Regions from separate parts of the Homo sapiens genome. Here region 1 is linked to region 2. Evidence: chromatin loops called from intact Hi-C (ENCODE). Cell type or tissue: B cell. All regions are shown on one strand.

Region 1 (4,000 bases), 160 kb after region 2:
TCCTTCTTTGTGTTCGTAAGTTCTTATCATTTAGTTCCCACAATAGTTTCTTCTCTCACCTAATCTCATTTGATTTCTCAAACATCAATAGATGGAACTGTCCTTTCTTTTTCTCTTGAAAAATGTTCTTTGCTTGGGTTATGTGAAACCTCACTGTTTCATCAGGCCCTCTGTTCAAATTCTTTTGTGGTACCTTTTTCCTCTGCTGAACCTCAAGGTGTCTGAGAGTCCAAGGGTCAGATCCTGGGTGTTAATCTCTGTACCCACAACTCTCTTCACAGGTGATTTATGCAGTCCTATCTTCAAACTCCATCTATATGCTCCTGACTCCCCTATCTGTATCTCTACCCTTACCCCAGAACTCTATTCAAAAATCCAACAGCCTAGCTGCATCTTCATTTGGAGCCAGGACATGTCATTTTCCTGATTATGACAAGCCAAAGACTCTCCGAACCCTTCCTGTGGTGTACAGAACCTCATGTGATCTGACCTCTGCAAATCTTTCTGACCTCTTTTGATACCACACCTACCCAGGCAATTGGCCTGTTCTCTGTCCCAAAAATACACCATCTTTTCTCACTGTAAGGTCCTTGTACTTGCTGTTCCCTCTGCCTGTAATGCTTTTCCCTTGATTTCTTTGCATGACTGGTTCCTTTTTGTTATTCATAGCTCTTCTCATCCCTGCTCAAAGAGGTCTTCTATGACCACCCACCAAAAGCAACCAGTCACTCACACATAACCCTTTTTTTTACACGTGTATCAGTACTTGATATTTTGCTTATTAACTGTCTCCCCAACTAGAACATAAACTCTATGAAAGCAGAATCCTGTTTTGTTCATCACTATTCTCCAGAGCCTTAAGATAGTTTCTCTCACTAAGTGATACACATTTTTTAAAAATGTGAAAGCAAAGTGGTTTCAACACAATGTGTTAAATATCTCAGGTGCCCAGTGGAAGGAATGGTATTTAGGCTGGACCTTAACTATGTGCATTAAGCAGAATAGGGAGAAAGGAATAAGGCAGGAGGAGAGATTCTTGAGAGAAGAAACCATGTGAAAGAAGGCAACAAGGGCATGGTGTATTCTGGAGTAGCAACTATGTCAACTGTGAGAAGCTGGGGCATGAAATAAAGGGGGGCAGGTAGATTAAGGTGGGAATAAAAAGCCTTATATATCATGCTAAAGAGCTTAGATTTTATCCAGAAGTTCAAGGAAAACCACAGAATACATTTGATTAGAGTAAAAGACATCATTTAAGTTTCAGAAATAAAATTCTGACAGCCATGTGCGAGAATATGGAAATCCCCCCTTGGAGTCTCCAAATTAAAACAAATCAAAACAAAACACAGAACAGCATGAATACCCATCTGCTTGAGTGGTTTCTATTAGTCTATCAACATAATTATTTCTCTATATTATCTACATAAAATGTGTCATTTTTCAACTTAATCATATAAATAAAATCTTATGTATGTTTATTTTAATGTTTGCTGGGCTACTAAACATACCTGGGTAATAAACTTTTTTCCCATCAGTCTTGTATACAACCATTGTGATAAATTCTCGATTATTCGCAAAATCATCCTAAAATCACAAAGAATCCAATGTGGTTAGAAAATGGGTTCAAAATGCTATTTATTTTCTTTTTAAATCTCTCCAAAAAAATGCTCTAAATCTCTCCACAAAAAATCTCTAATTTTAAGAGCATTGTTTTCAGCTATTTAGTGCTATAAGAAACATTGTTTTTCTGAATTAAATTGTCATTTTAATAGATGACCACAATGTATGAATGTATATTAAGATTCGGAGGCTATTAAGATTATGGTTAACCTTTACAGAATCAAGACTAATGATTCAACATTTCCAAATTCCCTTCAGCATATTTCAATGTTAATATTAAGATCTAAACTATACACGATCAACCCCCAAACCCTCACTGAAAAGCACAAACTCCCTCATACTTTTCTTCAGAGATGACTTTTGAACAAGATTTTAAGTGTATAATTATAAAATACAAATTTCCTTAGAGGAAAATATTCATTTATCTGAGAAAACACTATTCTCAGGGCACCTATGTAAATTAAACAGGCTGGTGTTTACGTATGTCTTTCACAATGTTCTAACTATATTAAAAAAATTTCTGTATGGGATATCATTAGAAGGGTATCAGTACCTTGTCTGTTATGTGTCTACTAAGCAAAACCCAAACTGCAGCACCCCCCTGTGGACACTGCACCTCCAGTTTGTACTGGGGGTTGTTGGCCAGGCTATAGGCATCTTTCACAGGTCCTTGCTTAGCATCCCAAGTACTAAAAGATAAAGTCAACAAAGAAGGTTGTAATTAAATTTCTCATAGAGCTAAAATATAACACTATTTCAAAAAGTGAATTAAGCTATCCAAGTTTTTGGTTTTGTTTTACTGTTTTTAAATTTTTTTGGCATAACTAGGAAGCATGGAAAGAAAACAACTATTAACAAGATAGTCACTGTGGGCGTGACAAAAAGATGGAATGCTAGTCTTCCTAAATTAACCATTCCGTTATTTATTTATTTTTTTGAGACAGAGTCTTGCTCTGTTGTCCGGGCTGGAGTGCAGTGGCATGATCTTGGCTCACTGCAACCTCCACCTCCCAGGCTTGAGCGATCTGCTGACCTCAGCCTCCCGAGTAGCTGGGACTACAAGTGTGCGCCACAATGCCTGGCTAACTTTTGTATTTTTTGTAGAGACAAGGTTTTGCCATGTTGCCCAACCTGGTCTAGAACTCCTGAGGTCAACTGATCCACCCACCTCGGCCTCCCAAAGTGCTGGGATTACAGGCATGAGCCACTGCGCCTGGCACCATTATGTTTTTAAGTGAGGAAAGTGGATGCTATTATAAAGCATACTCTGCAATGTGCAAAAAGTTACCTGTGAATACATGTTGATTCTTTAAAAAGACCTGGATTCCAACTCAAATAAATCACATCATAATACTGGCAGAGATCATCCCAGGAAATCCAAAATATTCCTGAAAATTAATATCTTTGTTAATCTAAAAAAATCTTAATGCTAAATGATTTAAGTCAGTTACACATGTTTTGTCTTGTTAAAACATGTTTTTTTTTGAAGAATAAATGGTATTAAAATTAAAAAGATATATTTACCGTTGTCTATTTTCTGAGCTGTTCGGGGATCAAAGTTTAAATACTTTTGCAACTCTGGAGTCCAGTTTTTTACATCATTTTCACTGTATCTTCCTTTCCAACGTAAATGACTCCAAGGATTTTTCAACTGGATAAATCGCAGCCCCTATATAAAAAAGAAACAGGAGATAACATTAAGTTGTAAAACAGTTTTTACCATATTAGTTCTCTTATTAGAGGATGAACTGAGTACTTATCAATTCTTTTCCCCTCAAATCAACTTGAAATTAATATTTTTAACACTTTCACCAGGTCATACATCGATCAAAAACTGTAAATGGCTGCCTACTCCCTAGAGCTAATAGTGCAGTCTTTCACCGCATGTAGTTAAGTTAAAATTATATAAAATTCAAAAATCAGTTCCTTAGTCACAGCAGCCACATTTCAAATGTTAAATGACCACAGGTAGCTAGTAGCTATAGTGGCTAATGCATTGGGCAGCCCAGATACAGAACATTTCCATCATTGCAGGAGTTCTATTAGACAGTACTGCCTTAGAGCATGAAGTATTTTCTGCCTTTTCAAAGCTCACTCTACTCTGGCTCCACTTTATTTTCCAGTATTTATACTCCATGTACCTTTGGCTCTAATCTAGTTTTTCCTTTCAGAGTGCAATAAAATCCTTATTCAATTTTGCCTCTAAAGGCAATTGATCATGCTGTTCCCTTTTTCTGAAAGGCCCTCTTTGATCCCTTTAGCTACCCTTTCTTCTCAGTGCAGACAGACATAGTGAAGAAAAGAGAAAGGAACATGGACTTTGGGGTCAGAATAAAATGGGACCAAATTCCAGTTCTTTGGGTGGGTCATTTACCCTCTC
Region 2 (4,000 bases):
ATAAGTGGATGAAGAGGACTGAAAGGGGCTGGTCTAGATGGGTTTAGAATCCCTAGAAGACTAACGGGCTGTTGGTCCTTCGGTCAGTTTTCCATCAATAGTGTTCTCAGTGGAGGGTTTGATGTGAATCTAGGAACCAGGAGGTCTAGGTTATTGTCCCTTAGAAGGGTAGCTATTGGGCAGACCATCCGGCCAAGAGACAAGTAAGAATGACTTCAGAGAAAGCAAAACAGGTTGATGAAGTCGTCTTCCTTTGCCAGTGGTTGGCTGGGCATATACCTGTGAATGGGGCCAACAGTTTCCTCCAAACACAACCTGGAGTTGTCTCTACCCACAGGAGTAATTATGCCCCAAATTCTAACCCCCATAAAGCCAGGCTGCAAAAGTTTTCATTTAGAATATTTAAAGGTGAAGCTGGGCATGGTGGCTCATGCTTGTAATCCCAGCACTTTGGGAGGCTGGGGTGGGCAGATCACATGAGGCCAAAAGTTGGAGACCAGCCTGGCCAACATGTTAAAACCCTGTCTCTGCTAAAAATACAAAAATTAGCTGGGCGTGGTGGTGCATGTCTGTAGTCCACTGTAGTCCCAGCTAATTGAGAGGCCGAGGCTCACTTGAACCCGGGAGGTGGAGGTTGCAGTGAGCCCAGGTTGTGCCACTGCACTCCAGCTTGGGTGACAGAGTAAGAGTCTGTCTCAAAAAATAAACAATAAAAACAATATTTAAAGCTGGTTTAATGACATGCCGACCTCTGACACTGAGCAAGTGGCCTCTCATATATTTAAGATACATTAAGATTAACTGCTGGTCGTGGTGGCTCATGCCTGTAATCCCAGCATTTTGGGAGGTTGAGGCAGGTGGATCATCTGAAGTCAGGAGTTCGAGACTAGCTTGGCCAACATGGCAAAATCTTGTCTCTACTAAAAATACAAAAAATTAGCTAGGCATGGTGCCTTTAGTCTCAGCTACTCGAGAAGCTGAGGCAGGAACCTGGGAGGTGGCGGTTGCAGTGAGCCAAGATCATGCCATTGCACTGTAGCCTGGGCAACAGAGTGAGACTCCATCTCTCTCTCTCTCTCTCTCTCTCTCTCTCTCTCTCTCTATATATATATATATATATATATATATATATATATATATATATAACTGTTTGTTTTTTTTTTTTCATGGCTGGGTCAGGGTTGGAAGTGGGCCCAGGCAGCTGCCAACTTTAAGATATGTTGATTGTAAAATGTACTTCTTGTTAAATTAATGAGGTGACCCAGTCCATCAGTATTTTAACTATGAGCCAGTAGATTGGTTCACAAGCATATTAAAGGCCAAACCTAAAAATGGCTTCAGTCTCATTGCCTCTAGGTTCTTGTGTTCATTCTCGCTGGACACATTTCCATCAGTGCACCCTAAATTAATACAACAGAGGATCAGGTTCTCCCACGTTTGGGTGCTTAGGGACTAGGAAAGCAAGACCATGGTTGGTTTAGTAGCAAACTGTGTGGAATCATATAGACTACAAAGAGTCAACCAATATTGCCTTGTCTTCACAGCCAGAAAACAGTCGCCGGAAACGTAGTGAGTACTGGCTAACAGTACTATAAAAAATAGTATAAATACTATATTATATTAAAATATCCTATATAGTACTATATGTTTCTTTTGAACTTTTCACATATATTAATACATATAGTATAGTGATGTGTGTGTGCGTGTGTATATATATATACACATACACACACACATACTCCATACAATAGTGCTAATACAATTTTATTACAGGATTTGGAATATGAATAAATGGGTTCAAGTGCAGGACTTACCCAGTACAAACTACCAACTTCTTTGAACTTCAGACTCCACATGTCTAAGACTGAGATCTTAGTACCTAGTACCTGGCAGGGCTGCTGCCAGGATTAAGTGAGATCATTCAGATGGGAGTGCTTGGTTTACTATAAAGTACCAGTCAAGTGTTAGTTATTTCTATTATTTTGTATTTCTCCAGAAAGTATATTGTTAGGTCGAAATGGTAGAGCAGCTCATGAACCAAGTCTTTTTCAAGAAGGTTTAATCTTGGGGTCCTTGTAAGGGCTCGGGATTTGAATGTTGTACCACAAGGTGGTGCTAGACATTAGATGTTTTTATTGGCCTTCTACTCCCATCTTAATTAGTTACATAGTGTTCTTTTTTTATTGTTACTGAAGAGCATGGATTATTACAAATGTTTTCTAGATTAACTTAAAAGCTCATAAGATCAATCCCATCTTAGTTATATAGTGTCCATTTTTTAATTGTCATTGAAGAGCATAGAAAATATTTATTACAAATGTGTTTTCTAGATCAACTTATGAGCTCATAAGATCAATTTTGGCCTCACTGGAGATTAGAAAGCAAGGGTGCTTTTACCTAATGTTCAGTCTACTTTCCCTTCTGAAGGTGTTTACTTTCAGTTAAATCTGGGAAGCATTTTAAGGTAATGTCTGTGATGGGCTCGAAAGGCGTCTGCAAGGCCCCCAGGACACTGGGGAGCATAAATACGTGCTGGACACCAATGAAGGGTCCTAATTTTTTTTTCCTGTGAGTAAATACCCCTTTGTACTTTCCTATCCCCAAATGGTTTTGTGGATTTGCTTTTACTGTTGTTTGGAATTAAGGCCAAAGCAGAGAAGGGTCTGCAGCACAGATAATTGTCTGCCTCACGCAGATATTATTTGTAGCTATCTTTGATAGCATTTGGTTCCCTATTTCACAGTTGTCAACTGAGGAAGGGAAAATTGTGAAATGAGTAAACCAAGACTGTTTTGCAGGGCCATGTTCTCTATTGGGGAGCAGACATTTCTCACAAATTTAAGTAAGTTCTGCTACTGAAACCAAATGTTCTATTAAAAAGAAAATTAGTAGGGCACAGTAGCATATGCCTGTAGTCCCAGCTACTTGGGAAGCTGAGGCAGGAGAATCACTTGAGGCCAGGTGTTCAAGGCTACAGTGCACTATGATCTCACCTGTGAATAAACCAGCCACTGCACTCCAGCCTGAGCAACATAGCAGGACCCTGTCTTTAAAATAAATAAATAAAAATTTAAAAATAAGGGCAGGGCAAGGTGGCTTACACCTGTAATCCCAGCACTTTGGGAGGCCGAGGCAGGCGGATCACCTGAAGTCAGGAGTTCGAGACCAGCCTAGCCAACATGGTGAGGCCCTGTCTCTACTTAAAAAAAAAAAAAAAAAAAATTAGCTGGGCATGATGGTGCGCATCTGTAATCCCAGGTACTCGGGAGGCTGAGGCAGATGAATTGCTTGAACCTGGGAGGCAGAGGTTGCAGTGAGCCTAGATCGCATCACTGTACTCCAGCCTGTGTGACAAGAGCAAAACTCCGTCTCAAATAAATAAGTAAAATAAATCAGATGTTTTTCACTTTTCCTTCCTGTCCTCCTCAAATGTGTGGTATTTCATTAAATTGTGTTCAATGGGTACCAGCTGGATGCAGGGCACTCTGGGGTCACTATGGCTGGAGTGCAGGGTAGGGGTGAAGGGATAGTGGGTGTCAGAGGCATTTGAACCAGAGTAACTCCATTTTGAATAGGGGCTGAGTAGAATGAGGCTGAGACCTGCTGGGCTGCATTCCCAGGAGGTTAAGGCATTCTTAGTCATAGGACGAGATAGGAGGTCAGCATAAGATATAGGTCATAAAAACCATGCTTATAAAGCAGGTTGTAATAAAGAAGCCAGCCAAATCCCAGCAAAACCAAGATGGCGACGAGAGTGACCTCTTGTCATCCTCACTGCTACAGTCCACCAGCCCCATCACAGTTTACAAATGCCATGGCAATGTCAGGAAGTTGCCCTTTATGATCTAAAAAGGGGAGGCATGAATAATCCACCCCTTGTTTAGCATATAATCAAGAAATAACCACAAAAATGGGCAACCAGCAGCCCTTGGGGCTACTCTGTTGAGTGACCATTCTTTATTCATTTACTTTCCTATAAATTTGCTTTCACTTTATGGAC

What was found. A loop is a pair of places that touch in the nucleus more often than their neighbours do. Peaks named below come from ENCODE experiments on the same cell type or tissue, not always from the same donor. Only the 100,000 strongest peaks of a DNase experiment are listed, where the experiment ranks them.
Region 1: it touches region 2 in a loop (11-fold over the local background); 9 of 110 quality-filtered maps call a loop at or near these places.

Annotation. Positions count from the first base shown.
Region 1 is chr3:15,239,762-15,243,761 of GRCh38, reverse strand. CAPN7 (calpain 7) reads right to left here. Exons shown (of 21, transcript NM_014296.3): 13 at 3,145-3,289; 14 at 2,909-3,008; 15 at 2,174-2,309; 16 at 1,509-1,584. Among named protein-coding and RNA genes, the nearest start is that of SH3BP5-AS1, 12 kb to the left of the region's middle. In B cell, CTCF peaks have their summits at 2,057 and 2,264 (motif pointing left); a DNase peak (open chromatin) is centred at 2,211; H3K27ac peaks cover 1,369 bases.
Region 2 is chr3:15,403,732-15,407,731 of GRCh38, reverse strand. It overlaps a transcript of METTL6 not described here. Among named protein-coding and RNA genes, the nearest start is that of METTL6, 22 kb to the left of the region's middle. In B cell, CTCF peaks have their summits at 1,915 and 2,115 (motif pointing right); a DNase peak (open chromatin) is centred at 2,111; H3K27ac peaks cover 618 bases.